2 separate regions of the Mus musculus genome follow, and region 2 is linked to region 1. A link is a contact called in ENCODE Hi-C or POLR2A ChIA-PET data. All regions are on one chromosome and are shown on one strand. The core of a region is the stretch at or near the end of the contact, and the rest is flanking DNA. Distances in the headings are between cores, read along the strand shown. Region 1 holds the start of Mtr (5-methyltetrahydrofolate-homocysteine methyltransferase). Region 2 holds the start of Ryr2 (ryanodine receptor 2, cardiac).

What was found. Hi-C counts contacts between places; a loop is a spot of excess contacts on that map. ChIA-PET counts read pairs that join two places held with the same protein, here RNA polymerase II (POLR2A).
Region 2: a map of left cerebral cortex shows a loop between it and region 1 (4-fold over the local background). The contact joins the promoter of Ryr2 here to the promoter of Mtr in region 1. A Hi-C loop is called at or near these places in 2 of 37 maps with a recorded cell type or tissue (both left cerebral cortex). POLR2A ChIA-PET finds 5 or more read pairs at or near these places in 2 of 5 experiments (both embryonic stem cell).

The regions. Positions count from the first base shown.
Region 1 is chr13:12,255,347-12,260,321 of GRCm38, forward strand. It overlaps Mtr (5-methyltetrahydrofolate-homocysteine methyltransferase), which reads right to left and starts at 2,767. Exons shown (of 33, transcript NM_001081128.3): 1 at 2,516-2,767.
Region 2 is chr13:12,104,959-12,109,933 of GRCm38, forward strand. Ryr2 (ryanodine receptor 2, cardiac) reads right to left here and starts at 1,987. Exons shown (of 105, transcript NM_023868.2): 1 at 1,441-1,987. The coding sequence starts at 1,488.

The DNA of each region.
Region 1 (4,975 bases), core at 1,517-4,016:
TAGAGCGGATTCTATGTCTGATCTCAGCAGGAAAGTAAAGAAGGGACGACTACTCTATGTAGAACGGATTCTCTGACACATCTTTTAAGGTGAATAAAAGGCGGCATGGTTTCATAGTAACTCCCAGTAGATGATTAGAAACAGCTTTATGTTTAATATCTGTGTGCATGTAAATAAGTGCTACATAGAAAAGAGTTCTGAGACCCGTCCTGGTGAATAAGCCCATGAAGCAATTGTATTTTCCCCAATTTGAGTAGATCCTACAGCTTTGTAGAATCGGGTATTTCGTTGTTTTAGGTTTTGTTTTTCCTTCTTCTTTTCTTCCTTCTCTTGACTTGGTACCATTTGTCTTCACAGCAAATATTCCAAAGGATAAATAGATGTAGAACTGGTGACAGCACCCACCAGATGCTGAAAGGAACATAAAGTCAGGTAGTAGCCGAGAACTACCTAAGACTGGGCTACAGCTCAGGGTAAATCACTCGCCTAGCATGTACGAAGGCTTACAGCAGACTCCCTAGCACCCCAGCACTGCAAACAAACAAGTGAAAACCAAGCAACTTAAAGAATAACAAGTTATAGGACAATTAGTTCCTAATATGGGCCTGTAAGTGACATGCTACAGTGTCAGGAACACAGCTCCTCTGGAGAGAATGGCCTTAACAGGGGTCACAAAAGGACTTCCCTTTCACAGGACAAAATGGTGTAGAATAAAAAATACTTCTCTTTTTTGCACTACAAGCAAACTACCTCAATGCATTCTCAGCAGTTTCCCGCTTTGGCTACTTTACAATCTGCTCCACAAGCTCCTTGGAGGACACATCTTTCATCTGGGGCCTCTAATCTCTAGATTGAACTGATTTGCTACATTTTATAGGCATCTGTTCACATATTATCTCATTTTTGAAATATTTTTTTCTCCCACTAATTTTTAAAGGCCAGAAGAGATCTGAGCTGCTACCAATTCACTGGCTCCTTTTATTCATTCTTCCATTAGTCACTCTTAGCTAAGTTCATAAAAGCATGCAAGGGAGAAACATGAGATCACTAGAAGCTGCAGCAGAAACTTTCTCACACACAGGGTCTGAGGTTATACCCTCTCCCTGACCATCTGCTGGAGGGATTTACTCTTGGCAAGCATTCCACCACTGAACCATATCCACAGCCTGGGACATATCCAGCTTTCAGTTCAACCTTGAAGTTCGGTAATCTTAGTTCTTCCTTGAGACTTGACAGTATAACAGTAAATAACACAGAAAGAAACAAAAAACAAAAGCTGGACACCAGTGGCTAAGGGTTTTTTAGGATGTTAAAGCAACGTGGTTGTAATACCAACACATAGGTGAGAGAGGCAGAACTATTTCTAAGCTACAGGTAAGGAGCCTAGAACTTGATGTTCACCCATGGAGGAAAGTGGAGAAGAGAGCAGGGCCAGGTGCAAATAGCCAACCATTTTCTCTCATTTTCTGCAAGGGATCACTATTTAATCTATTCTAAATTTTCAGAGGCTTTCTGCAGCAATAACTATATTCAATTACTCTTCTTTTTCTAAAAAGAAAGGAAGAAGCCTGAAGCCCTAAAAGACTAAATAACCATGCCGTAACTCTATGAAAAAGAGCGATCTTTTTTTATAGCAACAGCAATGTGCTGCCGGGCAATGTCCCACTGGTTTCAAGAACAATTCTACCAGCCCTATTTGTCAGATATTCACCCTCCTCCTAGGGCTACACACTATGCCACACCATACTCACTGTTCTGTCTTAAAAAGAAACAGGATCTCATGTTACCGAGGCTGGTCCAGAACTCATTGTGTTCCAGAGAATAGCCTTAGACGTAAACCCCTTCGAGTCTAGCTTTATGCAGAGCTAGGGATTAACTAAACCAGAGCTTCCTGTCCGCTGGGCAAGCACAACCTGATGTCCTTATTACTAATTCTCTCGACTCTACGTCTTACCTCACTCACACGTCTTATAGGAATCTCTCTCCAAATCTTTAAGACACTCAAAACTGAAATTATACTCCCTTTGTGTCTTTTCTCATTGTGGAGGCCAGAGCCACCAATATCCGAGTAATTTGCGATTACTATTCTGCCTTCCATCCCCACTCCTGGGTACTGAGAGTCCAGTCAGGCAACCGTCAAGCTAAAGCCAGAGTTTCCAAAAGTAAAGAGTAGAAAAGGAAATTAAAACCCCACGTGGTTCAACTGTCTAGGCTGCCTTACCGGCCTCCCAGCATCTGAACTCGTCTCGGGCAGACAGCTTTCCGTAAACATTTACTGAATACAGTTATATCATGCAGAACTTCCCAGGAGCCCCGCGGGAAGTTGTTGCTAGAAGTTGCAGCGCTAAAGGCAGCGCTCGTCGCTCCGCCACCGGACCGAGCGTGTGCGGGTGAGTGAAGAAAGAGACCCAGCAAGGACCGCGTCCCCCCCGAACTCCAGGCTGGGTCTCCGAAGGAGAAACTCCTGGAGAGCCGAGGCACCCACAGAACCGCTAGACCTGGATGGAGGAGTTACCGAGTGACAACAGCGCAGGCGACGCGCCGCCAAGAGTCCTCCTCAAGCAGGGAAGGCTTGATCTCCAAAGAATTCCACCGCGGGCGGCTCCAGCCAGCGTTTTCTGGCCTGACGAACTGACAAGATCCCCGAAGCTCCAGAGCCGACACACCGGGCCTCCGGGTACCGTGCCTCGGGCACGCGCTTCTTACGGAACTCCCAAGCGCAGAGCTCCCCGCTACAGAGCAAGGCCGCAGCGACAGACTAAAGGAATTGACGACGTAGAGACGGCCGCCGCCGCCACTGCGCCGTTAGCTCTCCGCTCAATCTAGCCTCCGGCAGGAGGGCCCGCCCCCTTCCCGGCATGTGATTGGCCCTCAACAGCTCCTCGCCGCCGTGTATAGGCTGTTGGTCGTTACCCAATCGCCGGAGGCTTTGCTCCGTGGCCCTATGGGAGATGTAGTCCTGAGTACTGGGTCCCTATGGAGACCAGAGCGTCTCTTCCCTGAGTTCTGGAAATGGTTCCCAAAGACCTCTCCAAGTTCTAGTCGAAAAATTCATACTATAGTATTGGCTCTCATCAGTGGTGGAGTATCAAGGGCCAGGAATCTGAAGTCAGAAAATTAATTGTAGCTTAGTTTTGCAGACACTAAATATCTTGTCTCCCTCATCCACAGAAAAGAAAGACTAGAATGAAAGTGACTATTAATTTATAGGCTTGCAACAGGGGTTAAAAAAAGAACCCGTGAGTACACTATGGAAATTATGAGGCACTATAGATGCTAATGGCCACACTGATACTAAACATTTACTGAGTAAAACACTCAAGTTGAGATACACACTTGGATAGCACAAGTGGGCCAGTAAGAACTTGCACAAATAATTAAACATGGAAAGAAGAAAGTAGGAAACATCCCAAAGGGTTTATGGTATTCTAAGGCAAATAAGTATCTGGGGCAGAGACGGGAAGATTCCTGGGTTTTGCTAGCTGCCAGTCTGAATGAAAAGCCAGTGAGCTACAGGTTCAGAAAACAATCCTGGCTAAAGAAATAAGGTGGATAGTGAGAAAGGAGAATACAGATGGTCTCCTTTGGGCTCTGCAATACAGGAGCTCATTTATCTTAGCACACAGACATGCATACAATGCACACACGCACACACACACAAACAAACAAAGTAGTTGGGTCTTAAAGGAAGGGTATATTTTTTTTAGTCAGAGGAAATACACAAATAAAACATAACATTTTTTTCCCTTAGGAAGATCAAAGTTCCCTCCAAACCTAATTTGATGTTTTATTACTAGAAGCAAAGACCAGCATGGCACAGCATCACTCCAGAGGAATTAAGGAAGCACCTTGGGCTGCTTCACTCACATTCATTTGAAGAATGGATACCCCCTACCTCAGAATGCTTTAGGGAGGGGCTGCTACCCTTACATGGTTCCTTATTAAATTTGAAAAGTGCCTCAAAAGTTTTGACACCAGAAAGACACCCCAAAAACATGTGTCTAAACTGCAACTTCAGGTGAATATGACTAAAGCAGTTACATTGTGAGAAGTGCTGAAGGTATGAGATGTCTTCCCTGGCACAGGAGTGACCATGGTTCCTCACCACATGGTGTAGCCACCTGTCTTAGTTAGGGTTTTACTGCTGTGAACAGACACCATGACCAAGGCAAGTCTTATAAAAAACAACATTTAACTGGGCCTGGCTTACAGGTTCAGAGGTTCAGTCCATTATCATCAAAGTGGGAGCATGGCAGTATGCAGGCAGGCATGGGGCAGGAGGAGCTGAGAGTTCTATGTCTTCATCCAAAGGCTGCTAGTGGAAGACTGACTTCCAGGCAACTAGGGTGAGGATCTTATACCCACACCCACAGTGACACACCCATTCCAAGCAGGTCACACCTATTCCAAGAAGGCCACACCTTCAGATGGTGCCACTCCCTGGTCCAAGTTATACAAACCATCACACCACCCATGAAGAAGTTTCCCTTGAGCTGAGTTACAGGGACATTTGCTCCCTGCATGACTGCGAGCTGAGCAGTGTTGGGAGGGCATCCAGGAGGTGGAGGAGGAATGTTGCCAGCGGTGGCACCAGCTCCAAATCTGGCACCTGCATCATGCCCTCCTTCCACCAACACTGCTGAGCCAGGTGAATAGTTGGGACCAACTGCATAATAAGCCATGGGTATTGTGGAACCTAGAGGCCCAACAGCCACAGACTGGGCCATAGGCAGATACAATGAGGCGCCAGGAAATGCAGCTGACATGGTGGGGACTGTGGCAGCCCCTGGATGAACAAAGCTTGGACGATAGAGCTCTGAATATGCAGGTGGAGCATCAGTATAGGGTGGAGCCTGAGGAAGATGTAAGGTCTGAGGATATACTGGATTCCCAGGAGGTTGCACAGGGTAGGTAGGCTGTGTTGGATTGAAAGAAAAATAAAACTTGAGACCTGTGATTCATGTAATTTATGTCA
Region 2 (4,975 bases), core at 737-3,236, 150 kb before region 1:
CTCTCTGCAATGCAAACGACCCACCTCCCAAATACTAGGAAAAAGTAAAGTGTGCAGGGGAATGGCTCCTAATAACACCATTCAGGTTTTATGCAAATAACCTAAAAGTTATCCTCTAGTTAGTATTTCAAATTTTCCCCATCTGTGTGGTGTTTTCTGTGAATCTGGAAGGGACTGTACCTGGAAGTGGAACGTGAAGGCTGCCAGGAAGAAATCCCAGCAGAAAATGCCGTCTTGGGTGGAAAGGAATCCTGTCAGGGGGATAGTCTTGGGAAAAGAGGAGAGGTAAGGAAGGAAAGACTGAGACGATGCAGAAAAGGCTAAGCAGACTGATGTGATAGGGGCTTCTTGCACTTCTTTGGCGCTTGAGCAGGCTCAAAGGTTTGGAGGTGAGCAAGCGGCTAGGAAGTATCTGCAGTGTAGAACAATCAGGAAGGAAGGCAGCAGCGCCAAGTGGCACTTGGAATCTTATTAGAGTGAGGCCGATCTTTCCCTGCCTACCACACTATGTGGAAATCCCGAGCAGCCACCCTCCCCTTGTACACACACACACACACACACACACACACACACACACACACACACAGAAACACACAGACAAACATCACTTGCTTGCAGGCACTCACTTGGCTGCACTCGGTATTCAACAAGCCAGCGTTTAAAGAACGACACATGTTCATGATGCTCAGCCTCTGTAAATTCTTTCATGCGGTCCGTGCACACACACACACAACACACAGGAACGCACACTCACACACACACACACATGCACACACACACACACACACACACACACACACACACACACACACACACGGTTCCAATGCGCTCTGCAAGCTGTCGTCACGAAAACCAGCATGGCACCATGCCGGGAACCGTGGGGACCACCGGAGCAAGCCTCCATGGCATTGGTATCTGCTCGACTTGGGGGCACCCTGGGGGCAGCCTTCTCAGCCCTGGCCAGTCACTATATGATCGACACCGCCAAGTACTCGGATTGCGATGTCTTCACTCCGTGACGGCGCGCAGACTCAGCCCTGAAGCCCCAGGGACGGCGAAAGCCAGAGCCGCCACGCTAAGCGCGCCCCACGGAACACGCAGCCCTGCACCCTAGCCTGAGTCGGTCGAAGAGGTCCCTGGCCAATTCAGCTCCCGCAGCTGGGTAGCGCCCGCCCGGGTGCCTCCCGCTGGCTCGCCACGCTGTCACCGCACTGAGTCCTCTTGGTTTTCCACATGCGCGCACAGACACGCGTCCTGCCCTTCCCCGGGCAGACCCGCACACCTGCACACATGTGGTGATGCAGACCCCTCCAGCATCCCTGGGGCGCCTCTGGCGGACCAGAGGCGGCCCCGCAGCCGGTTGTCACTCTACGGGGACCCTGCGGGGGGCTCCCAGGCACCCCTTCCCCTGGGAGATGCGCGCCGCGACGTGGCACTTACAGTTCTCAGGAACTGGATCTCATCCTCGCCTTCGCCCGCATCAGCCATGGCTCCGCGCTCCTGGCCCGGCCGGCTCCGGAGCCCGGCGGAGCCCCACGACCGCGGCCACTTATGCTGCTGCTGCTACTGCTGAAGCTGCTGCTGCGGCTTCTCTGGACGCTCTAGTCACTGCTAACCAGGATGTTCTAGGGGCTCCAACGGCTGCTACTCGGGTCGCTGCCCCTGCGGCGGCCACAGCCAGGAGCCCGAGGCACCCGGGGGGCCGCGCTGCTGGTGCCGAGAGCCCAGCGGTCGGTCCCCCTGCAGCGCGGCGGAGGCGGGCACGCGGGGGCGGCCGAGGCGCGGGGCCTCCCTGCGCCGCACGGTGCGGGAGGAGGGCAGCCCGGCGTGAGGACGCAGGGAGGAGGCCCCACTGCCCGGCGCGCTCGGCCCCGGCTCCCGCCAGCGAGTGCCCGGAGCCCGCGGAGCCGGGCTAGTGCAGCGGCGGGGGCGGGCTGGGGGCGGGCGGGGAGGAGCTGCCAGCCCCGGCTGCTGCAGGTAATCCGCAGCCCGCTCCTCCGGCCGCCAGCGCCGGGGCACAGTGCCGCTTACTGGCTGCTTGGGGAATCAACTGGCGCGTGCCAGAGCGCTCAGCCATCCCCTGCACCTGTGCCCTTCCTGACCTCAAGTCCAAGGAGCTCAGCTTCCCGCTGAGCCCTGCTACAGTACTTGCCACCCATTTCTAAGGCCTTTTGGATTGCACGGGGAACTCTCCTTCTCCCCCGGTGCACAGAATGGGGAGCCTCTACGTGTGATCGATATTTACACTTCGACTCCCTCCATACGAGATAGAGGTGGTTTTCTTAGTTATTGAGTCAGCATGCACCAGACTCATCACAGATTAAGTTCTCACCACAAGGGGCCTGGTGTGGATGGTCGAGGAGTTTTAACAAATTATTCAGCAACAGGGGTGAGAGAGAAGGCTGAAGAAGAGCACTCACTGATCTTGTAGAGGATGCGCCTCGGTTCCTAGCACCCACGCGAGACAGCTCACAACCACCTGTCACTCTGGTTCCAGGAGACCCAGTGCCCTCTGGCCTCCATGGGCACCTGAAGGTACTTCGTGCACATACATTTATTAGGCACATATGCATAGATAAAATAAGTATATATTAAAAAGTACTCAACGACAGCACAACAATCCCAGCATTCAACGACAAAGTAGGCATCTTGCCATGCATTGTGATACAAGACACACAAATTCATAATGCACCTGCGCAAGAAATTACAATAAAGTATGGTGTGCTAAGGACCAGTCCGATCACTGAATGCGCTAAACTCACACCGTGGTATCCGCGATCTGCCGTGAGAGAGCAAAGTTAAACATTCCTCCACAAATGCCGGATCCAAATCTCACAATGCTCCATGTAATCATAAGCCATCAAATCTCCATTTTAAAAACAGCTGCTGTAAGCCAGCTAGCCGGCTCAGCTGGTGAAGGCACTTGCCACCAATCCTGACTAGATGAGTTCAATTCCAGGGACCCACATGGTGGGAAGAAAGAACTCCAAGTTCTCCTCAGCCTCCACACACAGCCGTCATACACATAAATAAATAAATGTTTTTAAAAGTAGTATGTAACTATGACTAAGAAATAAAATGTCGGAAGCAACTGGGACAAGAAATCCAACACATGTTTTCTCAGTTCTAAGTGTTTTCATTTATATCACTGAAAAAAAATTATAGAGAAAGCAACGTTCCCACATGCCCAACCTACTCATAGTCAGGAGTTATACAATAAATAATTTTGCGTTAACTTATCTCTGCTACACATGTTACAGCATCTGGTACATCATTAAAACTGCCCAGAAATTTTCAGGTGGGTTACATTTTGTTTCCACCTTTCCTATTTTCGTCCTTACAAAGTTAAAGTTTTTGTCTATTTCCAAGAAAAATAAATATCTGTCCTTAAATATTCTCATTTTATAGTGGGATATCCGTATTGTAGAAGGGTACCCCCATCATCTTACCTGAAAACTTGGCAGACTCTTCTGTCACTAGAGGAAGAAACTAGAGGATTGTAGTTAAGCCATCCAAAAGGTAAATTAGAAAAACAACCCTGTAAGTAAGAAGGATTTCAGAACTTTTCATCATAAATATGTTTATTTTAGAAAGACAAATATAATGTGCATATAAACTTTATGCCTGGAGTCTTTAACTCTAGATTTGAGTTACACAGAATTAGCAAGTGGACATTTTCATAGGCACAAAGCTACCATTTACAAAACAGAGCGGGGGAGGCTATTTTGAGTTATTATGAATATCCACAACCTTGTGTTTTTCAGCTTTTATGAAAATGTTTCTTTGTCCCTAGGTTCGTATTGCACATATTCCATCCTTATGCATACTGCTGAAACATGTTTTCTTAATGTTGATTTAGTTCACTAGACTCCTTTTCATATTTTATTATTAATATGTTTTAATTGAAATATAATTATATCACTTTCTCTCCTCCCTTTCCTCTTTCCAGCCCTTCCCAGCTACCTTCCCTCAAACCTCACCCACGTTCCCCACTCTCAAGTTCATAGCTTTTTTCTCTTATTATTGATATGTAAATGTATGCATGTGTGTATTCACAAATACATATAAATACAATCTGCTCAGTCCATTTTTGGTTTTTATGTGAGTGGTTTCAGGGCTAACCACTTTGCACTGTGTGTGTGTGTGTGTGTGTGTGTGTGTGTATGGTTTCAGGGCTAACCACTCTGCACTGTGTGTGTGTGTGTGTGTGTGTGTGTGTGTGTGTGTGTGTGTGTGGTTTCAGGGCTAACCACTCTGCACTGGGTAACCAATAAGGAAGCTCAGCCAAAGTACTTTGTGTATTAAATAGATAGCAACTCTGGACTAGATCTCTGTTACAGTGCGAACTTTTAAAGAATTATCTTTCTAACATACTCCATCCAAAATGAGTAATCACCTTTATGATTAATTCTGTATCCTCCAGGAAAGGGGGATAACCATATTTCCCTTTGTTGTTGTTGTTGGGCTTTAGTTGGTTTGGTTTAGGGAACCAAATATTGCTATGTGATCCATGTAGCCCTCAAACTTGCCGCCTCTGCTTCCTGAATGCTGAAGTTACAGGCATACTTCACTATGCCAAGTCAAATGTACCTTTTCCCCACGTATGTATGGTATGTATTCATGCATGTATACATGTATGGATGGAGGTATGGTATGTGTGCATGCTTGCATGTATGCATTATGTGTGCATTATGTATGTATGCATTGTGTATGTACTGTATGGGTGCATATGACACACGACACACATGTGAAAGCCAGAGGACAGCTTGTCACAGTTGATTTTCTCCTTTCTCCACATGGGTCCTATGGATGGAACTCAAATCATCAGGCTTCGCACCTCTGCCTGCTGAGCTATCTCCCCAGAACCCAAATTTCATCGCTCTATTAAAGAGTTTTTCTACAGTTACCTAGTTCCGAATGGCACAACATAATTCACCATTAGCTTGCCAAGACTCTAGGCATCCTTAACAAACAA